Linked DNA regions of Homo sapiens: region 2 is linked to region 1. A link is a loop called in an ENCODE intact Hi-C map of the cell type or tissue named here. Cell type or tissue: OCI-LY7. All regions are shown on one strand. Each heading gives the region's core, and the rest is flanking DNA. Links, peaks and the distances in the headings are about the cores only.

The links. A loop is a pair of places that touch in the nucleus more often than their neighbours do. Peaks named below come from ENCODE experiments on the same cell type or tissue, not always from the same donor. Only the 100,000 strongest peaks of a DNase experiment are listed, where the experiment ranks them.
Region 2: a loop joins it to region 1, with 9 times the contacts of the local background. A loop is called at or near these places in 31 of 110 quality-filtered maps.

Annotation. Positions count from the first base shown.
Region 1 is chr15:40,674,667-40,681,919 of GRCh38, reverse strand. No RefSeq gene overlaps it. Among named protein-coding and RNA genes, the nearest start is that of RAD51-AS1, 17 kb to the left of the region's middle. RefSeq lists a silencer at 5,422-5,622. In OCI-LY7, for the core only: CTCF peaks have their summits at 2,491 and 2,695 (motif pointing left); a DNase peak (open chromatin) is centred at 2,639; H3K27ac peaks cover 333 bases.
Region 2 is chr15:40,779,180-40,786,432 of GRCh38, reverse strand. DNAJC17 (DnaJ heat shock protein family (Hsp40) member C17) reads left to right here. Exons shown (of 11, transcript NM_018163.3): 2 at 6,436-6,505; 3 at 6,830-6,888; 4 at 7,123-7,210. Among named protein-coding and RNA genes, the nearest start is that of C15orf62, 13 kb to the right of the region's middle. In OCI-LY7, for the core only: CTCF peaks have their summits at 3,421 and 3,628 (motif pointing right); a DNase peak (open chromatin) is centred at 3,632.

The DNA.
Region 1 (7,253 bases), core at 1,550-4,049:
AGGTCAGGAGTTCAAGACCAGCCTGGCCAACATGGCAAAACCCCGTTTCTAGTACAAGTACAAAAATTAGCCAGGAAATGGTGGCATGTACCTGTAGTCCCAACTACTCAGGAGGCTGAGGCACAAGAATGACTTGAACCCAGGAGGCAGAGGTTGCAATGAGCCGAGTTTGTTCCATTGCACTCCAGCCTGGGTGACAGAGTGAGGCTCTTTAAAAAAAAAAAAAAAAGTCCAGGCGCAGTGGCTCATGCCTGTAATCCCAGCACTTTGGGAGGCGGAGGCGGGCAAATCACCTGAGATCGGGAGTTCAAGACCAGCGTGACCAACATGGAGAAATCCTGTCTCTACTAAAAATATAAAATTAGCCGGGCGTGGTGGCAAATGCCTGTAATCTCAGCTACTCAGGAGGCTGAGGCAGGAGAATTGCTTGAACCCAGGAGGCAGAGGTTGTGGTGAGCCAAGATGGTGCCATTGCACTCCAGCCTGGGCAACAAGAGTGAAACTCTTGTCTCAAAAAAAAAAAAAAAAAAAAGATGAAAGAAAGAAAGAGAAAGACAGAGAGACAAAAAAAGAAGAGAAAGAAAAAGAAAGAGGAAGAAAGAAAGAGAGAAAAGAATAAAAAAAAAGAGGAAGAAAGAAAGGAAAGAAAAAAAGAAAAGAGAAAGGAGGGAGGGAAGGAAGGAAGAAAGGAAGGAACGAACAAACACAGTCACAGGAGACAAAAGAGAAAAGAGTAAAAACCAATGAAGCACACTACAGAATCTAGAAAATAGCCTCAAAAGGGGAAGTCTAAGAGTTACTGGCCTTAAAAGGGAGGTAGAGAGATAAATAGGGGTGGAAAGTTTATTTAGAGGGATTATATCAGAGCATTTCTCAAACTTAGAGACAGTTATCAATGTTCAAGTACAAGAAGGTTATAGAACATCAAGCAAATTTAACCCAAATAAGACTACCTCAAGTCATTTAATAATGAAATTCCTAAAGGTCGGAGATAAAGAAAGAGTCCTAAAAGCAGCAAGAGAAAAGTAACAAATAACATACAAAGGAGCTCTAATACTTCTGGCAGCAGACTTATCAGTGGAAACCTTACAAGCAAGGAAAGAATGGTATGACATATTCAAAGTGCTGAAGAAAGAAACTTTTATCCCAGGATAGTATATCCAAACATGAAGGAGAAATAAAGACTTTCCTAGACAAGCAAAAGCTGAGGGATTTTATCAACACCAGACCTATCTTATGAGAAATCCTAAAGAATATTTATTCTGAAAGAAAAGAATGTTGATGAGCAAGAAATCATCTGAACGTACAAAACTCATTAGTGAAGAGGCAGAGCAAGATGGCAGAACAGAAGGCTACACTCTGTCCCTGCTTTTGGAACACCACATTTTAATAATTATCGACACACAGAAAAGCACCATAACAAGAACCAAAAAATCAGTTGAGCAATCATAGTACATGGTTTTAACTTCATATCACTAAAAAGGCATTGAGGAGGGCAGTCTTGAATCACCAATGCCACCCCTCCCCCATCCCCTGGCAGCACCCATGTGGTGTAGGGAGAATCTGTGCACTTTGCACAGTGACTGGGGTACTTTACATTGAACTCAGTGCTGCCCTGTCAGAGAAGAGAATAAAGCCATGAGCTGAGCACCCATGCATGCAAAAAACATTTGGACCAGCCCTAGCCAGAGGGAAATTGCCCATCTCAGTGGTTGCAACTTGAGTTTCTCTGGGGTCCTAGATAAACTTGAGAGGCAGTCTAGGACACAAGGACTGCAATTCCTAGGCAATTCCTAGTGTGAGGCTGGGCTTAGAGGTGGGCTAGCTTAGCTGTGTAGAATAGAACATCAGGGCAACTGCTAAAATTTTTTACTGTAATCCCTGGCTCCCAGACAACATCTCTGGACACACTTGGGACCTGGTGGAACTCGCTGCCCTGAAGGGAAAGGTCTTGGGCAAGACCCAGTGCTGACCGGGCATGGTGGTTCACGCCTGTAATCCCAACACTTTGGGAGGCCAAGGCGGGCCGATCACTTGAGGTCAGGAGTTCGAGACCAGCCTGGCCAATATGGTGAAACCTCATCTCTAATAAAAATACAAACAAATTAGCTAAGCATGGTGGCGGTTGCCTGTAATCCCAGCTACTCAGGAAGCTGAGGCAGAGAATTGCTTGAACCCGGGAAACGGAGGTTGCAATGAGCCAAGATCATGCCACTGCACTCCACCCTGGGCGACTGAGCGAGACTCCATCTCAAAAAAAAATAAATAAATAAAAATAAATTAAAAAAAAAAATCAGGCGGGGCGCGATGGCTCATGCCTGTAATCCTAGCACTTTGGGAGGCCAAGGTGGGCGGATCACTAGGTCAGGAAATCAAGACCATCCTGGCTAACACGGTGAAACCCTGTCTCTACTAAAAATACAAAAAATTGTCCAGGCGAGGTGGCGGGCGCCTGTAGTCCCAGCTACTTGGGAGGTTGAGGCAGCAGAATGGCATGAACCCAGGAGGCGGAGCTTGCAGTGAGCCGAGATTGCGCCACTGCACTCCAGCCTGGGCGACAGAGCGAGACTCTGTCTCAAAAAAAAAAAAAAAACTCGGCGCTGTGCTGGCTTCAAGTCTAACCCAGTGCAGTCCCAGTGGTGAGGCCACAGATGCTTGCAGCACCACACTGCCACCTACAGGTGGCTCAGGACAGAGAGAGAAAGAGACTTCATTTGTTTGGGAGAAGTAAGGGAAGAACAAGATTCTCTGCCTGGTAATCTAGAGTATTTTTCCAGATCTTAGCCAAGACTACTAAGGCAGTACTTCTGAGTCTGCAAAAACCACAGCCTCATTGGGCTTCGGGCCCAAGTCCCAAAGCCAGACTGTGAAGACTACAATAAATACCTAACTCTTCAATGCCCAGACACTGACAAATATCTACAAGCATCATTTCCATTCAGAAAAATATGACCTCACCAAACAAACTAAACAAGGCACCAAGGGCCAATCCTGGAGGAACAGAGATATCTCTGACCTTTTAGACAGAAAATTCAAAATAGCTGTTTTGAGAAAACTCAAATTCAAGACAAAAGACAAAAGAAGAATAAAAAATGAAGCACACAGGATCTACAAAATAACCTCAAAAGGGGAAAATCTAAGAGTTATTGGCCTGAAAGAGGAGGTAGAGAAAGAGATAAAGATAGAAAATTTTTCAGAATAAGCCATCTAAAAAATGTAAAAGAAAACAAAAATATGGCCGGGTGCGGTGGCTCACGCCTGTAATCCCAGCACTTTGGGAAGCCGAGGCGGGCAGATCACGAGGTCAGGAGATTGAGACCATCCTGACTAACACGGTGAAACCCCGTCTCTACTAAACATACAAAAAATTACCCGGGCGTGGTGGCGGGCGCCGGTAGTCCCAGCTACTCGGGAGGCTGAGGTAGGAGAATGGCGGGAACCCGGGAGGCGGAGCTTGCAGTGAGCCGAGATTGGGCCACTGCACTCCAGCCTGGGCAACAGAGACTCCGTCTCAAAAAAAAAAAAAAAGAAGAAAAAGAAAACTTACTCAAAGGAAGAGAGAATATCAGAGAACGTTCCAAACCTAGAAAAAAAAATCAATATTCAACTACAAGAAGGTTATAGAACACCGAGCAGATTTAACCCAAATAAGACTACTACTAATAATCAAACTCCCAAAGGTCAAGGTTAAAGAGAGGGCCCTAAAAGCGGCAACAGAAAAAAAAAAAAAAAATACCACACAAGGGAGCTCCAATACGTCTGGCGGCAGACTTTTCAGTGGAAACCTTACAGGCAAGGAGAGAATGGCATGACATATTTAAAGTGTTCCTTGTCATCCCATTCTTTCCTTGCTTGTAAGGTTTCCATTGAAAAGAAAGAAAGACCTTCCCAGGCAAACAAAAGCTGGGGGATTTCATCAACACCAGACCTGTCCTACAAGAAATACTAAAGGGCGCTCCTCAATCTGAAAGAAAAGAATGTTGATGAGAAAAAAGAAATCATGTGGGCCAGGTGCAGTGGCTCATGCTTGTAATCCCAGCACTTTGGGAGGCCAAGGTGGGCAGATTACCTGAGGTCAGGAGTTTGAGACCAGCCTGGTCTACATGGTGAAACCCCGTCTCTACTAAAAATACAAAAAGTAGCTGGGTGTGGTGGCGGGTGCCTGTAATCCCAGATACTCAGGAGGTTAAGGTAGGAGAATCACTTGAACCCAGGAGTTGAAGGTTGCAGTGAGCCGAGATCGCACCACTGCACTCCAGACTGGGCGACAGAGACTGTCTCAAAAAAAAAAAAAAAAAAAGGAAAAAGAAATCATCTGAAGGTACAGAACTCACTGGTAATAGTAAGCACACACACAAAAAGCAGAGACACATTTAACAAAGAGACACATTTAACTTATAAAGATGCACATAGACTTAACATAAAGGTGAGAGGTGACAGCGTGCTGGCAGTCCTCACAGCTCTTGCTCGCTCTCGGCGCCTCCTCTGCCTGGGCTCCCACTTTGGCGGCACTTGAGGAGCGCTTCAGCCTGCCGCTGCACTGTGGGAGCCCCTTTCTGGGCTGGCCAAGGCCGGAGCCGGCTCCCTCAGCTTGCAGGGAGGTGTGGAGGGAGAGGCGCGAGCGGGAACCGGGGCTGCGTGCGGCGCTTGCGGGCCAGCTGGAGTTCCGGGTGGGCGAGGGTTTGGCGGGCCCCGCACTCGAAGCAGCCAGCCGGCCCTGCCGACCCCAGGTAATGAGGGGCTTAGCACTCGGGCCAGCGGCTGCGGAGGGTGTACTGGGTCCCCCAGCAGTGCCAGCCCACCGGCGCTGCGCTCGATTTCTCGCCGGGCCTTAGCTGCCTTCCCGCGGGGCAGGGTTCGGGACCTGCAGCTCGCCATGCCTGAGCCTCCCACCCGCTCCGTGGGCTCCTGTGCCGCCCGAGCCTCCCTGATGAGCACCGCCCCCTGCTCCATGGCGCCCAGTCCCATCGACCACCCAAGAGCTGAGGAGTGCGGGCGCAGGGCGCAGGACTGGCAGGCAGCTCCACCTGCAGCCCCTGGGCCGGATCCACTGAGTGAAGCCAGCTGGGCTCCTGAGTCTGGTGGGGAGGTGCAGAACCTTTATGTCTAGCTCAGGGATTGTAAATACACCAATCAGCACCCTGTGTCTAGCTCAGGGTTTGTGAGTGCACCAATCCACACTCTGTATCTAGCTACTCTGGTGGGGCCTTGGAGAACCTTTATGTCTAGCTCAGGGATTGTAAATACACCAGTCGGCACTCTGTATCTAGTCAAGGTTTGTAAACACACCAATCAGCACCCTGTGTCTAGCTCAGGGTTTGTGAATGCACCAATCGACACTCTGTATCTAGCTAATCTGGTGGGGATGTGGAGAACCTTTGTGTCTAGCTCAGGGATTGTAAACGCACCAATCAGCACCCTGTCAAAACAGACCACTTGGCTCTACCAATCAGCAGGGTGTGGGTGGGGCCAGATAAGAGAATAAAAGCAGGCTGCCTGAGCCAGCAGTGGCAACCTGCTCGGGTCCCTTTCCACATGGTGGATGTTTGTTCTTTTTGCTCTTTGCGATAAATTTTGCTACTGCTCAGTGTTTGGGTCCACACTGCTTTTATGAGCTGTAACACTCACCGTGAAGGTCTGCAGCTTCACTCCTGAGCCAGTGAGACCACGAACCCACCAAAAGGAAGAAACTCCGAACACATCCGAACATCAGAGGGAACAAACTCCAGACGCGCCACATTAAGAGCTGTAACACTCACTGCGAGGATCTGTGGCTTCATTCTTGAAGTCAGTGAGACCAAGAACCCACCAATTCCGGACACAAAGGGATGGAAAAAGATATTCCATGCTAATGGAAACCAAAAGAGAACAGGAGTTGCTATACTTATATCAGACAAAATAGATTTCAAGATTGTAATGGTGGTATGTAGACTACTCTTGTCTTAAGTAGAAAGACTAATGACCCAGGCTAGGTGGTTCATGGCTGTAATACCAGCACTTTGGGAGGCGGAGGCGGGTGGATAACCTGAGGTCAGGAGTGCAAGGCCACGCAGGTCAACATGGGAAAACCTGTCTCTACTAAAAATACAAAAAAGTAGCCAGGCGTGGTGGTGGGCTCCTGTAATCCCAGCTACCCAGGAAGCTCAGGCAGGAGAATTGCTTGGACCCAGGAGGAAGAGGTTGCAGTGAGCTGATTTTGTGCCATTGTACTCCAGCCTGGTAATAAGAGTGAAACAGACTAAATAACCAATCAAAAATAACTTTTCTTTTTTTTTCTTGTCTTTCTTTCTTTTTTTTTTTTTTTGACATGGAGTCTCACTCTGTCACCCAGGCAGGAATGCAGTGGCGCGAACTCAGCTCACTGCAACCTCTGCCTCCCAGGTTCAAGCTATTCTCTGCCTCAGCCTCCCAAGTAGCTGAGATTACAGGCACCCACCACCACACGTGGCTAATTTTTGTATTTTTAGTAGAGATGAGATTTCACCATCTTGGCCAGGCTGGTCTTGAACTCCTGACCTCGTGATCCACCCACCTTGGCTTCCCAAAATGCTGGGATTACAGGTGTGAACCACCATGCCTGGCCTTAACTACAACTTTTCAAGACATGGATAGTACAATGAGACAAAGAGAAACAAAAAGTTAAAAAGCAGGGAAATTACTTTCTTTTTGTGTGTTTGTATATGCAATCAATGTTGTCATCAACTTAAAATAATGAGTTGTAAGACAGTATTTGCAAGCCACATAGTAACCTCAGATAGAAAAACATACAATTGATACATGAGACATAAAAAGCAAGAAATTAAAGCATACCACCAGAGAAAATTACCTTCGCTAAAAGGAAGACAGGAAGTTAGGAAAAAAGGAAGAGAAGATCACAAAACAACCAGAAAACAAAGGTAAGAGTAAGTCCCTACTTACCAATAACATTGAATGTAAATGGACTAAACACTCCAATCAAAAGACACAGAGTGGCTGAATGGATAAAAAAACAAGACTCAATGATCTCTTGTGTACAAGAGACACATTTAACTTATAAAGATGCACATAGACTTAACACAAAGGGATGGAAAAAGATATTCCATGCTAATGGAAACCAAAAGAGAACAAGTCACTATACTTACATCAGACAAAATAGATTTCAAGACAAAAACTGTAAGAATAGATAAAGAAGGTCATTATATAATGATAAAGGTGCCAATTCAGCAAGAGGAGATAATGATTATTAGTATGTATGCACCCAACACTAAAGCACT
Region 2 (7,253 bases), core at 2,381-4,880, 100 kb before region 1:
CTCACCTTCCCAAAATGCTGGGATTACAGGCGTGAGCCACTGGACCTGGGCCAGAGTCAGTTTCTGGAGGAGCTTCCAACCCGGGATACCTGGCTTTCAGCAGTCCTGTTTATCCTATATCATAAGGAGTAAGATTATAGAGGATGGCCCTTCTATTTCTTGTTCTTCTGAAAGTTCCTCTCCTTCCCAATTTTGTGATAGTTATAAAAAATAATTGTTGTACATTTTTACCCTGAATCTAGCCTTTTGAGCTGTTCATAAGGTAGGATTATTTAATAATAAACAATATTGAGACCGGAAGGTTTTTCAAAGGCCTGCTTTAGGAGAGTTGTGTTTACATGGTGAGAAATTCTTCAGGCAGCAGTCAACTCCAGGAGGGCTGGACAAAGCTGGGAATCTAGTTTGTAGTACAAAGCACCAAATTCTAGGCCAACCGGTTCAAAGTCAAAACTGGTCTTCCAGGCTAAAACCAAGGGATGGGCCCTGCCCAGGGCAGGTTTAACAGTTAAATATAGTAATAACTAGTTAATCAAGACAGACATACTTGACCAACATTCTTAGGCCAGCTGGGTTTTGATTCAAGGCCACTCTGGAAGATCTCAGGCTACCTACCCATCCCTTCTACCCCTTGAATAAGAGTATTTCAGAGACCCTGGGAGTGAACCCAGGATTGAATTTTAGATCTACCCCACAGCAGACTCAAATCCAGCCCTGTCCACCTAGAGAATTCAAATGGAGTTGACCTGCATCCACTGTGGACCAGGGTCCATTCCTGAATTCCTGTCCAATTGGCATCCTGCTGGCCTGGTGTCACAGTTTACCCTCTTCCAGAAGTAGAGGAGAGAAAGGTTTGGGAACTTGTAGGAAGCACCTAGTTTTTGTCAGGTGCTTACACGGATCATTTTCTTTAATCCTTCCAGCAGCCCTGTGTGTAGGATTTATTCTTCTCAGTTTGATGTTGAAGTCCCTAAGGCTGTGTGAGCTTCAGTAATTTGCCCAAGGTCATGCTATCAGTATGTAGAAGATTCCGAATTTGAAAATACATCTGCCAGACTCCAGAACTTGCCCTCTTTTAGTGAACCATGCTGCCTCCTAGCTTAGAATTGTGGAAAGAAGCTAAACAATTTTGTTTTTGTTTCTTACCAGTTTTTTTCTTGTATCACTTGAAAAGTAATACAAGCTTATTATAGAAAGTAAATATCAGCTATAACCCTTTCAGCTGTTTATAAGGTAGGATTATTTAATAATAAACGATACTGAGACTGGAAGCTTTTTCGGGGATATCCCTTTTCTTTCAGAGATGTTGTTGTTGTTGTTGTTTTGTTGTTGTTGTTGTTATGGACTTTCACTCTTCCCTCCCAGGCTGGAGTGCAATGGCATGATCTCGGCTCACTGCAAGCTCCGCCTCCTGGGTTCAAGCGATTGTCCTGCCTCAGCCTCCTGAGTAGCTGGGATTACAGGCTCCCACCACCATGCCCAGCTAATTTTTGTATTTTTAGTAGCGACGGGGTTTCACCATGTTGGCCAAGCTGGTCTCCAACCCCTGACCTCAGGTGATCTGCCCGCCTCAGCCTCCCAGAGTGCTGGGATTACATGTGTAAGCCAACACGCCCGGCCCAGAGATATTTTTATATTTTTGTATTTCCATCTGTTGGGGATGAAAGTCCTAGCCTCCCTGTTTGGCTTTATCTGACACCACTCTGGCAGAGGTTTAGGGTAGCAAGAATGGAAGTCTATGCTCTCTACCTGGCCTTTGATGGCATGGGTGGGGTGGTGTCCACTGTTTTTTCTGTGGTAATTGGCTGGAGTAGAATAGTTTTTGCCTAAAGTAATGTTTGTATGGCTTTTCATTGAATGGATTTTGGGTATCATAATTAACCCTTATGTCACAGTTTCCTCATTTGTAAAATGAGGAGGATAATAATTTCTACCTCATAGGGGCTTTAAGAATTAAATAAGTTAATATATGTAAAGCATATTTGACAATATGAGTGGATTTTTCAGCTTGAATAATTTTATTTTCCTATTACAGTGAAAAACCAAAATTCCAATATAGAACATTCAAAATAAATTATGAAACACAAAAGAATATTTATCATTCCCTTAGAATAAAATTCAGAAAGCATTCTCTCAAAAAAAGGAAAGAAAATGAAGGAGATGCCACTGCTGGACACCCCTTCTGTCTTGCTTTCTTACTGCTCCTTCTTTTTTTTTTTGAGACAGAATTTTATTTTTGTCGCCCAGGCTGGAGTGCAGTGGTGCAATCTCGGCTCACTGCAACCTCCGCCTCCCAGGTTCCTGCCTCAGCCTCCCTAGTAGCTGGGACTACAGGCGTGTGCCACCACGCCCAGCTAATTTTTGTATTTTTGGTAGAGACGGGGTTTTACCACGTTGGCCAGGCTGGTCTCGAATTCCTGACCTCAACTGATTCGCCCGCCTCAGCCTCCCAAAATGCTGGGATTACAGGCGTGAGCCACCACACCCAGCCTGCTCCTTCTTCTTCACACTCACTTCTACTCCCCCTCTCAGATTTATAACAAGGAACATACAAACTTTTATTTTATTTTTTTGAGACAGAGCCTTACTCTGTCACCCAGGCTGGGGTACAGTGACACGATCTCAGCTCACTGAAGCCTCTGCCCCCCGGAATCAAGTGATTCTTCTGCCTCAGCTTCCCCCATAGCTGAGATTACAAGCATGCACCACCACACCCGGCTAATTTTTATATTTTTAGTAGATACAAGTTTCACCATGTTGGCCAGGCTGGTCTCAAACTCCAGACCTCAAGTGATCCACCCACCTCGGCCTCCCACAGCGATGGGATTAGAGGTGTGAGCCACCATGCCCAGCCTAAACCACTTTAAAAGAGCCCCATGATACAAAAGAAAACATCTTCCACAAAACCCCCCTACATCCCTGGGGCAAGCCTACTAGTCCTAGTCCTGAGGAAGTTCATCTTGAAGGTAGTGTTGCAGGTGATGCCATAGATACTGGGACATGGACCGCCTCCCCCTCCCTTCCTCTCACCCATCCCAGAGAGAGGGTGGAGATAGGATCAGAGAGGAGGGGCCCAGAGGCCAGGAACAAACACCCAACAGACTCCTGTCAGTGTGTGTAGGTGCTTTTATATGTGTTAATGAACCTTGATGTCAGAGGGCTGGGGAGATTGAGAAAGAACATCTTTATAATGTTTTTGGTATTGTTTTACTTATTGAAAAAAAGCAAACAGGGGCCCTGAAATATAAAATATGTTCAGTAAAGGAATGAGGCTGGAGGCACAATAAAGCAGGCAAAGAGAGCAAAAGAAAGAAAAGACGAATGATAAGGGACCTAAAAAGTAAAGATGATATATTGCAAAGATGACACTGTCTTAAGCTAGCACCTCCTTTCCCTTAATATTGTTCTTTTTTGTAGTGAAAACAGAGCTAGGCAGGGAGGGTTAGGGTGGGAGGTGAGCAGGCAGGGCAGATGTGCTTCGGTGGGCGATTGGGAAGGCAGGTGGCACGTCTACACCCTCTCTGCCCAGCGCCTGTCCTGGGTGGTTCCTGCTGCCTCCAAGGCAGTCAGGAGAACCAAACAGCTTGGGCTGCCATGGCAGGTGCCCTGGCTATGGCCCAGCAGGTGGCAGCACACCCCTAGAGGTCCTGGGCCCGGTGGCTGCCTCATGGATGGAGGAGTTGCCCAGCAGGTGCTCACCTTGTGGATGCTGGCTGCTTACCTCTGAAAGTCCTTATTTAGCACACTTGGGTGTAGAAGCGTTTCTTGCGTCCATCTTGGAAGCTTAGAAATCCAATCTGCTTAGCTCTTCCTCCAGGAGGTTTGAGCAGCAGGTAACACACACCAAGCAGAAGGGAGAAAGCAAAGGCCTTGGAGGCAGAGGACGGATTCTGGGGTTGTGTACACTGTCTTCACTTACAACAGCTATTAGGTAGCACACGAAAGAGAATCTTGGTAGCTGTGTTTATTTTTACTTATGTAAGAAATATTGGGGTTTCTTTCTTTCTATGTATTTAAGAGAGAGTCTTGCTCTGTCACCCAGGCTGGAGTGCAGTGGCATCATCATAGCTCACGGCAGCCTCAAAATCCTTGGCTGAGGTGATCCTCCCTCCTCAACCTCCTTAGTAGCTGGTACTGCAGGCACGCACCACTATGCCTGGCTAATTTTTTATTTTATTTTAATTTAATTTAAAATTTTTTTATTTTTATTTTTGAGACAAGGTCTCACTCTGTCACCTAGGCTGAAATGCAGTGGTGTGAACATGCTCACTACAGCTTCAACCTCCCGGGCTCCAGTGATCCTCCCACCTCAGCCTCCTGAGTAGGGGGACAAAGGCACATGCTACCACACCTGGCTCATGTTTAAAAAATTTTTGTAGAGATGAGGTCTTGCCATGTTGCCCAGGCTTGGCTGGAACTCCTGGGCTCAAGCGATCCTCTCGCCTCAACCGCCTGAGTAGCTGGGACTACAGGCATGCACCACCACACCTGACAAAAAAAAATTTTTTTTTTTTGAGACAGAGTCTCATTCTGTCTCCCAGGCTGCAGTGCAATGGTGTGATCTCGGCTCACTGCAACCTCTGCCTCCCAGGTTCAAGCGATTCTCCTGCCTCAGCCTCTCGAGTAGCTGGGACTACAGGCGCCCGCCACCATGCCTGGCTAATTTTTTTGTATTTTTAGTAGAGACGGGGTTTCACCGTGTTAGCCGGGATGGTCTCAATCTCCTGACCTCGTGATCCACCTGTCTCGGCCTCCCAAAGTGCTGGGATTACAGGCTTGAGCCACCGCACCTGGACTAAACTCAAAAGTTTATAATAAGATCTATGTCAGAACATGGATACCTCTGTCTACTATAATATTTTATTTAAAAAAAATTTTAATAAGCGTGGCAAATTCCTGAACAAACTTTTTGAAATTTATTTTTTATTATTTTTTTGAGACAAGGTCTCCCTCTGTCACTCAGGCTAGAGTACAATGGCATGATCTCGGCTCACTGCAACCTCCGCCTCTGGGGCTCAAGTGATTCTCCTGCCTCAGCCTCCCAAGTAGCTGGGTCTACAGGTGCACGCCACCATGCCCGGCTAATTTTTGTATTTTTAATAGAGACAGGGTTTTGCTTTGTTGGCGAGGCTGGTCTCGAACTCCTGACCTCAAGTGATCTGCCCACCTCAGCCTCCCAAAGTGCCAGGATTACAGGCATGAGGATTACAGGATTACATGCCAGGATTACAGGATTACACCATGTCTGGCCAATCATAATCTTTTTTTTTTTTTTTTTTTTTCTGAGATGGAGTCTCGCTCTTGTCCCACAGGCTGGAGTGTAGTGGCACAATCTTGGCTCACTGCAACCTCTGCCTCCTGCATGAATCAAGCGATTCTCATGCCTCAGCCTCCCAAGTAGGGGGATTACAGGGGAATATGTCATCACACCCAGCTAATTTTTGTATTTTTAGTAGAGATGGGGTTTCGCCATGTTGGCCAGGCTGGTCTCCTACTCCTGACCTCAAGTGATCCACCCGCCTCAGCCTCCCAAAGTGCTGTGATTACAGGCGTGAGCCACCATGTCCGGCCTCAATCATAATCTTTTATTTTATTTTTTATTTTATTTTATTTTATTTTATTTGAGACAGAGTCTTGCTCTGTCGCCAGGCCGGAGTGTAGTGGTGCGATTTCGGCTCACTGCAACCTCCGCCTCCTCGGTTCAAGCGATTCTCCTGCCTCAGCCTCCCAAGTAGCTGGGATTACAGCTGCCCGCCACTATGCCTAGCTAATTTTTGTATATTTAGTAGAGATGGAGTTTCACTATGTTAGTGAGGCTGGTCTCAAACTCCTGACCTCAGGTGATCTGTCCACCTCAGCCTCCCAAAGTGCTGGGATGACAGGCGTGAGCCACCGCACCGGCCAATCATAATCTTTTAAATGAGTCTCCCCGTTGATGGGGATCTTGGCTGGCTAGTATCAACAGTGTTGTAGAGAGCATCCTTGTATATTTATTTTTGCCATACTTCTACAAGTCCAGATTCCTAGGACTTGGGTCAAAGGGAAAGAACATTTTAAATTTTGATGGCTGAATTTTCTTCCAGATAGGTTGCCCCAGTTTATATGCCCACCAAGAATGTGTAGAGTACCTGTCTTCGAGTGGCTGTCGAGAAAGCGGGGTACTGTGCTCCTGCCTGTTGCAGCAGCCCCTGGACATCTGCAGTGGTGAGGTTGAGCACTTAGCAGGAGGTGGGCCCAGCTCCTGTGCTGGGCGACAGTGGCTCACTCCCTCCATGGCCTTGGCCTCCTCCATTGCCAGTCTCCCTGGTGGCTAGGAAGTGGGCGCCAGCAGCTTCTCTTTTAGGTGTGCATGGGATTCCCCTTACCCATTGAGCAAGGTTTTCCTGTTTGTCCCTGGGATGAGAGTGAATGGCCATGTCTTCTGTCTGACTCTTCCAGGTAAAGAAGGCGTATAGGCAGAAGGCCCTCTCCTGCCACCCAGACAAAAATCCAGATAATCCCAGAGCAGGTGAGACTCTTCTCAGGGCGTGGGGAGAAAGAAACCCACTCACCCGGGCATTGTGTTTCCCGATGTAAGCTCTGCATGTGAGTGCTGTGGGGTGTAAGCACACATTGCCTGGCTCCAGGCAATGGGTCCCAGGGCTTCCCTCCTGTGAGGGGTGTCTGGTCAGTTGCTGATATGCTCACCCCTCCTTGTTGGTCTGTCATCTGCTGATGTCGGCTTGTCTGCCATCCTGTGACTTCTTTGAAGATTTTTTTTTTTTTTGAGGGAGCACACCATTACGAAGTCTTAACTTTATTTTTCTTCTGTCTTTTTGATCCTTATGTTTAGCTGAACTCTTCCACCAGCTTTCTCAGGCCTTGGAGGTGCTGACCGATGCTGCAGCCAGGGTAAGCACAGCCTCCTTCATCGGAATCGTCCCCCATGGTTAGAGACCACTGCTGCCTCTCAACCTCGGTCCTCTGCCCTTTGCCATGTGGCACAGTCCTTGCTGTCTAAGCCCAGGAGACCCAGTCACCAGGCTGCCACTCTGATGGCTCGTGGGCTAGGGGCCAGGCAGATTGCCGGGGCTCTGTCTTTACTCTCTCACTGACCCTCTGCCCTGTGCCCCTTTCTCCTGCCAGGCTGCATATGACAAGGTCAGGAAAGCCAAGAAGCAAGCAGCAGAGAGGACCCAGAAACTTGATGAGAAAAGGAAGAAAGTGAAGCTTGGTAGGTGCCATCATAGTGCTCGGTGGCCTGTGGTTTCCTGTGG